Linked DNA regions of Homo sapiens: region 2 is linked to region 1. Evidence: chromatin loops called from intact Hi-C (ENCODE). Cell type or tissue: heart left ventricle. All regions are shown on one strand. Region 1 overlaps LOC105370680 (a long non-coding RNA gene). Region 2 overlaps RCOR1 (REST corepressor 1).

Evidence for each region. A loop is a pair of places that touch in the nucleus more often than their neighbours do. Peaks named below come from ENCODE experiments on the same cell type or tissue, not always from the same donor. Only the 100,000 strongest peaks of a DNase experiment are listed, where the experiment ranks them.
Region 2: a loop joins it to region 1, with 2.7 times the contacts of the local background. A loop is called at or near these places in 34 of 110 quality-filtered maps.

What each region holds. Positions count from the first base shown.
Region 1 is chr14:102,522,112-102,527,111 of GRCh38, forward strand. LOC105370680 (a long non-coding RNA gene) reads left to right here. Exons shown (of 4, transcript XR_944239.2): 2 at 3,150-3,297. Among named protein-coding and RNA genes, the nearest start is that of ANKRD9, 15 kb to the left of the region's middle. RefSeq lists a silencer at 2,432-2,731. In heart left ventricle, CTCF peaks have their summits at 2,533 (motif pointing right) and 2,743; DNase peaks (open chromatin) are centred at 1,820 and 2,610; H3K4me3 peaks cover 1,426 bases; H3K27ac peaks cover 800 bases.
Region 2 is chr14:102,681,540-102,686,539 of GRCh38, forward strand. RCOR1 (REST corepressor 1) reads left to right here. Exons shown (of 12, transcript NM_015156.4): 3 at 356-439. Among named protein-coding and RNA genes, the nearest start is that of RCOR1, 91 kb to the left of the region's middle. In heart left ventricle, no CTCF peak of the experiment used is centred here; a DNase peak (open chromatin) is centred at 2,252.

The DNA of each region.
Region 1 (5,000 bases):
GGTTTCACCGTGTTAGCCAGGATGGTCTTGATCTCCTGACCTCATGATCTGCCCATCTTGGCCTCCCAAAGTGCTGGGATTACAGGCGTGAGCCACTGCGCCCAGCCCTTTTTTTTTTTTTTAAGTGGAGACGGGGTTTCACCATATTGGCCAGGCTGGACTCAAACTCCTGACCTCGTGATTCGCCCACCTCGGCCTCCCAACGTTCTGGGATTACAGGTGTGAGCCACCATGCCCAGCTGCATTTTATTTCTTTAGTCAACATCCATAGCAGCATTATTCATAATACCCTCAAAATGGAAAGGCATATCCATTAACTGGTGAATAGATGTATAAAGTGTGGGATTTCCATACAATGGAAATTATTCAGCAATAATTATTCTCGCCATCTGCCCAGGCTTGTCTCAAGTGACCCACCTGCCTCAGCCTCCCAAAGTGCTGGGATTACAGGTGTGAGCCACCACTCATGGCCTACATCAATAAAACTCTTAGAGAAGGCCAGGTGTGGGTGGCTCACACCTGGAATCCCAGCACTTTGGGAGGTTAAGACAGGAGGATCACTTGAGCCCAAGAGTTCCAGGCCAGCCTGAGAAACATGGCAAAACCTCTTCTCTACAAAAATTTTAAAAATTAGCCAGGCATAGTGGCACGTGCCTGTGGTCCCAGCTACTCGGAAGGCTGAGGTGGGAGGACCGCTTGAGCCCAGGAGTTTGAGGCTTCAGTGAGCTGTGATCACACCACTGCACTCCAGCCTGGGTGACAGAGGGAGACTCTATCTCAAAAACAGAAAAAAAGGGCCAGGCGTTGTGATTCACGCCTGTAATCCTAGCACTTTGGGAGGCTGAAGCTGGTGGATCACGTGAGGTCAGGAGTTTGAGACCAGCCTGGACAACATGGTGAAACCCCGTCTCTACTAAAAAGTACCAAAAAATTAGCTGGGTGTGGTGGTGGGTGCCTGTAATCCCAACTACTCGAGAGGCTGAGGCAGAATTGCCTGAGCCCAGGAGGCAGTGAGCCACTTCCCTCCAGCATAGGTGAAAGAGTGAAACTCTGTCAAAAAAAAAGAAAAAGAAAAGAAAAGAAAGGAAGGAAGGGTTCGCAGAGGTTGCAGTGAGCCACTTCACTCCAGCCTGGGTGAAAGAGTGAAACTCTGTCAAAAAGAAAGGAAAGAGGAGGGGAAGGGAGAAGGAGGAAGGAAGAGAGAAAGAAAAAAAGAGCCAGAGCTTGAGCTAAGCCTTCAGATGGGCTGTGGCAGGAAGGAAGGAAGGAGGGAGAAAGAAAAAAAGAGCCAGAGCTTGGGCTAAGCCTTCAGATGGGCTGTGGCTGGAAGGAAGGAAGGAAGGAAAGGAGAAAGAAAAAAAGAGACGGGAGGGAGGGAGGGAGGAAGGAAGGAAGGAAGGAAGGAAGGAAGGAAGGAAGGAAGAAAGAAAGAGAAAAAAAGAGCCAGAGCTTGCGTTAAGCCTTCAGATGGGCTGTGGCTCAGCTGAGACCCGGTCAATGCTGGAGGCAGCCCTGAACCTTCCCGGTTTCAGCCCCCAAACCCTTGGGGCCTGTGTGTGGTCCCAGGGCCCCGGATACGCGAGCCTGGATGTGTGGCGCCGAGTTGTTTACAGAAAACTCTCCGTGAGGGAACGAGGCCTATTTTCAATGATAAATGCCCCAAATCACAAGTAGTTCAACCCCCAAGTCTGAATTCTCCCAAACTGGAGAAATCGGCTTATTTCCAATAACAAGCTCCAGGCTCAGGGGAGGCCAGCCCAGCCGCGCAGGTGAAGCTGCAATTAGTGCAGGGCAATTAGGGACGCTCCCCGTTCGGGTGGGGCCTGGCCCACGGCGGCGCTTCGGGAGGGAAAGGCAGAGAGGGTGTGCGCCAGCCCCAGCCGCCCACGAACCGCTGGGAGCAGACCCCTCTCTCTGGCCTGGAGGGGACACGGTGCCACTGACTTGAGCCTGGAACCAAAGGGCGGGGTACCCATGCACCCCTGTGCTGAGAGATTCGCTGAGAGCCGCGCAGAGGGCCCCAGAGTCCAAACAGGACACCCAGGATTGAGGCGAGGTTAGGAAACGCACAGTACCTGAGGTCCTCACTTTCAGGGCTCCCTGAGTGATGAAAGGGGGGCTGGGAGAAGGCAGAGGCTGCCCGGGAGAGAAGAGCAGCTTTGGGGGGTTCTGGGTCCCCGCACCCCACCCCGCACTAACCAACTCCCCCAGCCCCAGATAGAAGGGGAGCTGGGCAGGTTCTGGGGGGTCAGCCCCAGGCAGGACCGCTCCCCAACACCCTTCCCTTGGTTACCCTCAGGTATGGAGTCCAGAGTGGAGTCAGCCATGCTCAGACCTTGACCCCCTTTTTTTAAATTTAATTTTTAGTAGAGATAGGGGGTCTCACTATGTTGCCCAGGCTAGCCTCAAACTCCCAATCTCAAGCGATCCTCCCCCCTTGGCTTCCAAAGTGCTGAGATTACGGATCTGAGCCTCCACGCCTGCCCTGAGCCTCGCCCTGCGGCTGCCTGGGCTCCTCCCCGCCTCCGCCCCGGACCACCAGGGGGCGCTGTGAAGCCTGAGACTGGCCGGGCTTCACCTTGGACCCGCCAGGAGTCCCTGCAGGAGTTGGGAGCCCCGCCAGCCACAGCTACTTCCCCGACCCTCCCGGCTTCCCACCGCTGATTGGACCAGGCATGGGCATCTGACTGAGGGGAGCCTATCCATAGGCTGGCCAGTGATCTATCAGGGCTGGCCTAGTGAGAACACGGCCAATCAGATGCTTTCCTGGAACCCGGGGCCAAAGCTGCCCCAGGGGAGTGTGGTAGCCGCAGGCAGAAGGGCTAGCCCGGAGACAGGAGGGGGAGGTCCGAGGAGGGGATCCCGGCGAGGGAGACGCGGGGCGAGTGGCCTGGGCTCCTCCTTGGCTTGACCCAGCTTAGACTTTCTCAAACCGAAGTCATTCTCGCTGGCTCCTGGCGACTCTCATCCTGTCCGCTGTCACCCTTTCGTGATTGACCTGAAATCACTTCGTCACTGCAGCCGCACCCTAAGCATTCATCTCATATCTGTGATGTTTGCTGTGCTCCTTATGTTTGCTCTAATATGGGTTAAACCAAATTCAACACCATCAAAATAATGTTCTTCCATTTGCACACCCACTTTCACAGTAGCAGCGTTCCCAACAGCCAAAAGGTGGGAGCAGCCCACGGGTCCACGGACGGGTGAAGGGGTGAGCAAACAGTCTATACGGACAGTGGAGAGCTCTTTAACCGCAGAAAGAAGGAAATTCTGCATATGCTGCAACATGGATGAAAGGTGAACCCTGACATTATGCGGAGTGCAATAAGCTAGTCACAAAAAGACAAATACTGTAGGATTCCACTTACATTCTGTGTCCAGAGTAGTCAAATTCAGAGAGACAGGAAGTAGAATAGTGGTTGCCAGGGGCTGGGAGGAGCCGTGAATGGGGAGGTATTGTTTAATGGGTATGGAGTTTCGGCTTAGATTGAACTGTACGCTTTTTTTTTCCTTCCTTCCTTCCTTCCTTCCTTCCTTCCTTCCTTCCTTCCTTCCTTCCTCCCTCCCTGCCTCCTTTCTTCTTTCCTTCCTTCTTTCTTTTCCTTCCTTCCTTCCTCTTTTTCTCTTTCCCTCTTTCCCTCCTTTTTCTCTTTCTCTTTCCTTCCTTTCTTTCTTTTTCTTTCTTTCTTCCTTTCTTTCTCTTTCTTTTTCTTTCTCTTTCATTCGTTTGTTCCCTCCCTTTCCTTCCTTCCTTTCTTTCTCTTTCTTTATTTTTCTTTTCTTTCTTTCCATTCCTCCCTTCCTCCTTCTTTCCCCTGACCATGGCAAAGACGTGAACTGTACACTTAAGCATGGTTTAAACGGTAAGTGTTATGTGATGTGCGTTTTACCACCATGTTTGAAAAAGGTTCTTCTGTGCACCCCAGAACCCATCCTGCGTGGGGATCCACAGAGCGCCCAGCCCAGCCTCTGCATGGCATGACCAAGAGCATTTGCTCACCGGGGGGCTCACCGTGGCCTGAGCTAGGGCAAAAGTACCAAGCCAGGATGGCCCTACCCAGCCAGAGCCGGAGACTGAGGGGTCAAACTGGGGTACTTTCCTCGTCTGCAAGGAGAACTCATAGCAGTCCTCTTTAAGGTTCTTTTTTTTTTTTTTTTTGAGACCATGACTCACTCTGTCACCCAGCCTGGAGTGTAGTAGCGCCATCTCAGCTCACTGCAACCTCTGCCTCCCGGGTTCAAGCGATTCTCCTGCCTCTGCCTCAGCCTCTTGAGTAGCTGGGACTATAGGCATGCACCACCATGCCCAGCTAATTTTAGTATTTTTGGTAGATACTGGGATTCACCATGTTGGTCAGGCTGGTCTTGAACTCCTGACCTCAGGTGATCTGCCCGCCTTGGCTTCCCAAAGTGCTGGGATTACAGGCATGAGCCAACGCGCCCGGCCCCTCTTTAAGGCTCTCAAGGGCCCTGTCTGCCAAGGAAGAAAATGCCATCCCAACCCCCAGCCCCACCCCCACTTCCATACACACGTTGGCCTTAGTGGGGACTAAAAGCAGAGAGGAAATGGAGGCTTAGAGAGGTCGAGTGACATGCCCAAGGTCACACAGCCACAACCGGAAGCCAGCAATTCCAATGGCAAAATCCATACTCTCTCTAAAACTTTGCTTCTGAACTACAAGAATGAGAGCCTGGCGAGTGCAGGCTAGGTTGAGGAGAAGCCACCGGACAGACACAGAACACCTTCCGGCGCACCAGCCTTCCGTGGCCATTTGGAGTGGGAGGTGCAAAATTGAGCAAATGCATAAAACCTAACTTTTGCATCACACAAGGATTCCCATGTTGCAGGGGTACCGCGTAACACTCGCATGGAGTTTTTTGGTTTGGGTTTTTTGTTTTGTTTTGTTTTTTTGTTTTGTTTTGTTTTGTTGAGACAGAGTTTTGCTCTTTTTTTTTTCTTTTTTTTTTTTTTGAGACGGAGTTTCGCTCTTGTTGCTCAG
Region 2 (5,000 bases), 160 kb after region 1:
TAAAAAGTAACTCAGGCAGAGAAGGGTAAGGGTGCTGCAAGCACACATGAAGAATTAACATTTTAAAAGAACCTTTGAGCACCTTGGCACCTGTGGATTTCTTCTTGGATGTCTCATGCCTAAAAGCAGAGCAGCATACTGTAAAATCAGTAAAAGTAGGAAAGGACTTGCAAGTAGAAATGTTTCAGCAGACTCTCGCCTCCCCCATCTCCATCCTCACTCTGATGTTAAGTGTGGGGCCCATTGGGCCAGATACAGGTAAAAAGGTGGGTGATGTCATTAAAAGGTATTGTTACTTATAGCTTATTATATGTGTTAAATTTTAATAAGAATTTTCTTTTTTCTTTCTCCCAAGCCAAACTGGCAAGACGCAGTCAAGAACGGGACAATCTTGGCATGTTGGTCTGGTCACCCAATCAAAATCTGTCAGAAGCAAAGTGTAAGTCTTGGAGCACTTTATTTTCCACCTTTCTTGTTTAATGTAAGGTTTTAAAGGTACCTTTGAAGGTAAAAGCTTCTATATGTATTAAATTTCTTTTCTATTTTAAGATAAATAATTTAAAGAGTTTTAAAGTGTATATTTCTTTTTTTAAAATTTTTTATTTTTTGAGATGGATTCTGGCTCTGTTGCCCAGGCTGGAGTGCAGCAGCACGATCTGGGCTCACTGCAATCTCTGCTTCCTGGGTTCATGTGATTCTCCAGCCCCAGCCTCCTGAATAGCTGGGATTACAGGCACCCATTACCACACCCAGCTAATTTTTGTATTTTTAGTAGAGATGGGGTTTTGCCATGTTGGCCAGGCTGGTCTCAAACTCCTGACTTCAGGTGATCCGCCTGCCATGGCCTCCCAAAATGTTGGGATTACAGGTGTGAGCCACTGCGCCCTGTGATCTGTTCCATTTTTGAACATGTTCTTTCTTACAGAGCACTAAAAATCTGCCTCCCTGTAATTTGTAAAAGCTTTGTTTTCCTGAACTTTGCTAAATAAGTTTGCTTCCATATGTGTCCTTTAAATGTTCAGTCATCGTATCTCCTTTACTGTCTGAGTCCAAGCTAGTTGCTTCAGGTGCCTTTTCAGATGGTTTTTTTGGGGATCTCTTTTCATCTCCTGTTGTCCTTCTAAGTGTGTTCCAGTTGGCCACAATGTCCATCTTAAATTGTACTCAGAACTGAATATGAAGAATACTGAGCATTTTTTGAACCTTTATGCCAGCACAGTACTAAAATGTTTTTCATACTCCTGTATCATTCAGTGTTCACAGTAACCCAGGAGGAAGATTTTTTCTCTGTTTTACAGATGGCATCCCATAGTTCAAAGAGTCAGAGGGTTGTAAAAGTAGCACAGATAGTGAGTGGCGGAACCCCAAGTAGTTCACTCCTGGGTCATAATCTCACTTATTTCTCAGGCTGTGTTCATTTAGCCTGTTAGCCACTATCTTTCTGTTATTACAGTTTAAAGTTGTATTAGTCACTTTTCCTATTGTATTGCTTATTGGAGTCTTTGGAGTCAGAATTTAATTTTAATGTTATCTTATTTTTCATAGACCTAGAAGAAAAGGGCAGAATATGTAAAGTTAATTGATTTTTAAACAGTGGTGTTGCCTATAAAATAAATTTACAGTTTTATTGTAAGCCCTGATTACAATCGTTTTAAGTTTAAAGTTGGTTAAAACTTTAAACTTTAAAAAAACTAACCTGTCCACTGAGGCTCCCAGTGGACAGCGAGCTCGGCTTGTGGCTGAGACACACTTGAGCCAGGCCAGAGGCATAGGAGGACCAAATTTGACAGATATCAATACACGATTCTTACTGAGGCCTTTGAAACGGACCCTTGTCCTGGAATTACTGTCAGAAAAGAACCGGCCAGAAAAACAGACTCCCGAGCCACGAGTCCAGGTTTGGTTTCAGAATTGGAGAGGTGGAGCACGGAAAAGAAGCCAGAGCAGCGCCAGCGTGGAGGCCACCTGGGCGCAGGTCCCCCCGATCCCAGACCCTGGTCAGCCTGGGGTGCTGACCCCTACTGTTCCACCAGCGGGGCTTCCCCGGGGGTCCCAAGCAATGTGGGCAACTTCTCTTGGGAATCGGAGGATGCTTTGGGCCAAGCTCTCCTCTGGGGGCGCGCTGATGTTCCGTGCGCGAATGTGGCCCCCGCTGACCTGGAGATGGCAGCCAGTGCGCTCGGCCACGCTTAGGGAGATGTCCCTTGATCTCCGCCCTCGGGCCCAGTGCTGCTTCCGGGTCCCTCTTGCCACCAGCCCTTCCCACAGCTGGAAGCTGGCAGTGCTGGGCCTCAAGTTCATCCCGGGGCACCCGGCCTGCTCCCCATACACCAGTCCCTAGCTCTGCGGGGGCTGGGGCTGCACCCTCCTGCTGTGGAGCAGCAGCCGAGGTGGGGCTGGCAGCTGGGGGAGGCGCCTGGGTGCGCCGTGACCTGGGAGCAGCCCTCTCCGCCCCAGCCCCCGCAGCTCTGACCGTATCCCGCCTCTCTGCCTCTTTCCTGGCCATAGTCACAGCCACAGCCATCGCAGGACCCGGCTGAGCGCTAGGAACAGGTTCCTTGTCTTCCTCCAGAATCCAACTCGCACGGGAGGCCCCAGCACCCCTGCCCCCAACCCGCTGCGGAGTCTGAACCTCAAGCGGCTGCATAGCAAACCCGTGGAAATGACCTGTCAGTGTCAGGCAGTGGAAGACAGATGAACTAAGCAAGGGCTCATCGGTAGTGTTCACGTTATGAAAATTGAAGAGAAATATCAAGATTTATTTACTTTGTCACGGAAGGGCTTCCAGACATACCTTTCAGGGAAATCGAGTTGTTAGGGTGGAAGGGCCTTGGGGTGCATGAGACCTAGGGGTTTTCCTTAGATGGCATAAAAAAGGATTGACTTTATAGAATACATCTGTCTTTCCATTTATTAACCGAGTAAACACGGAGCACTGAGAGTGAACAAAGTCCACTAGCGAGAAGGCAGGATGAGGACGGCTTTGTAGAAATGCATTATTTTCTATCAGGAAAGAGCAATGATTTCTACTCTGGGAAAAAAACAAAACAAACACTTACCTAAAAGTAATATTTACATATTGTTGAAAGTTCATAGATAAAAGTATAAAGAATAAAAAAAATTCACCTATTATTCCATCACCCAGAGGTGATAATCGTTAAACATTTTGGGGTATTTCTTCCAATTTTTTTTGTATGTATTTATATAAGTGAGATGATAGATTATCTGTGTGTGTGTATGTGTGTATTGTCTTCCTGAGCATCGGACCTAAGCAGTTTCCACGTTGTTAAAACTGCTTATAAAGGTTTTAAATAACTAGGTGTAATACTTTATTACATGGATATGTCAGTATGTTTAACAATTACTCTATTGAAAATTTAGGTGTCTCAGTTTTGGAAGAATATGGAAGTCTTGGTTGTCCAGCATTTATTCTGACATTAAGTAGAAATAAGTGATTTAGGACATATTTCTAGCAGATACTAAAAAACTGTGTATAGGATGTCTGGAGATCCCTGGCTTTTCTTGTGTGTGTGTGTGTGTTTTTTTTTTCCTCTTCTTTTCAAAGTGGCTGTTCAGAGTTCTGCCTCTTAGGGTTACTGAAAGCTTATAAAGTTATGTTGTAATTATAAAAATAAATGCTATTTTAGAAAATTCAAATAGTACATAATGCATAATATATAATTGTTTTCCACAAAATGTGAACTGTTATCAGTCTGCTCATAAGTACATCTGGGACTTTGTTTCATCTCAGTATATCTACAGTTATCTAATTTTTTTTTACTGTAACTAGTATGGATGTATCATAATTTAGCCTTTTTTTAAACAAAATTACCTGTATTACCTATTGATGAATATTTATAATCTTAGTTCTTTTTTTAAACTCTGTTTTTTAAAAAACCTGATCCGTAGAATGACTCTAGTTTAACATTAATGAATTGTACATTTCTTTTTTTTTTTTTTGAGACAGAGGTTTATTCTTATTGCCCAGGCTGGAGTGCAGTTGTGCGATCTTGGCTCACTGCAACCTCCACCTCCTGGGCTCAAGAGAGTCTCCTGCCTCAGCTTCCCAAGTAGCTGGGACTACACACGCAGGCCCCTGCACCTGGCCTTGAATTGTACATTTCAGAATAGCTAGAAGAGGGCTGAGTGCGGTGTCTCACCCCTGTAATCCCAACAGTTTGAGAGGCTGAGGCGAGCTGATCACTTGAGCTCAAGAGTTTGAGACCAGTCTGGGCAACATGGTGAAACCCCATGTCTCTCAAAAAGTCCAAAAGTTAGCTGGGTGCGTGGCATGTGCCTGTAGTCCCAGCACTTGGAGGCAGAGATGAGGATGCTTGAGCTCAGGAGTTCAAGACCAGCCTGGGCAACATAGATCTCCCCTCTATTAAAAAAAAACGGGGAGGCGGGGGCTAGAAGAGAATAATTTTGAATGTTCCTAATATAGAGAAAATGTAAATATTTAGGATTATGGATATCCCAGTTACCCTGATTTGATTATATGAATGTATCAAATTATCACATGTACCCTGGAAATATGTACATCTGATATGTATCAGTAAAATAAAATACATACATTTTAAGAGAGGATCTTGGCTCTGTTGTCCATGCTGGAGCTCAGTGGCACAGTCATAGCTCACTGCAGCCTTGAACTCCTGGGCTCAAGCTGTCATTTTAAAAAAAGCAATAGTGAAGATTTTTGCCCCTTAATACATTTCTTATTTTCTTGTTTAAAATAGATTTTATATTTTAGAGACATTTTAGCTTCACAGCTAAATTGAGCAGAAGGTACAGAGTGCCCATTTATCTTCTGCCCCCACACACCCACACCCTCCCCCAGTGTGAACATCCTGCGCTGGAGTCCACCAAAGGGATACGTTTGTTACAATCAAGCAGCCTACAGTGACACATTCTTATCACCCGAAATTCATAGTTTACATTAAGCTTCACTCTTGTGTTGTATGTTCTGTGGATTCCGACAAATGTATAATGACCTGTCCACC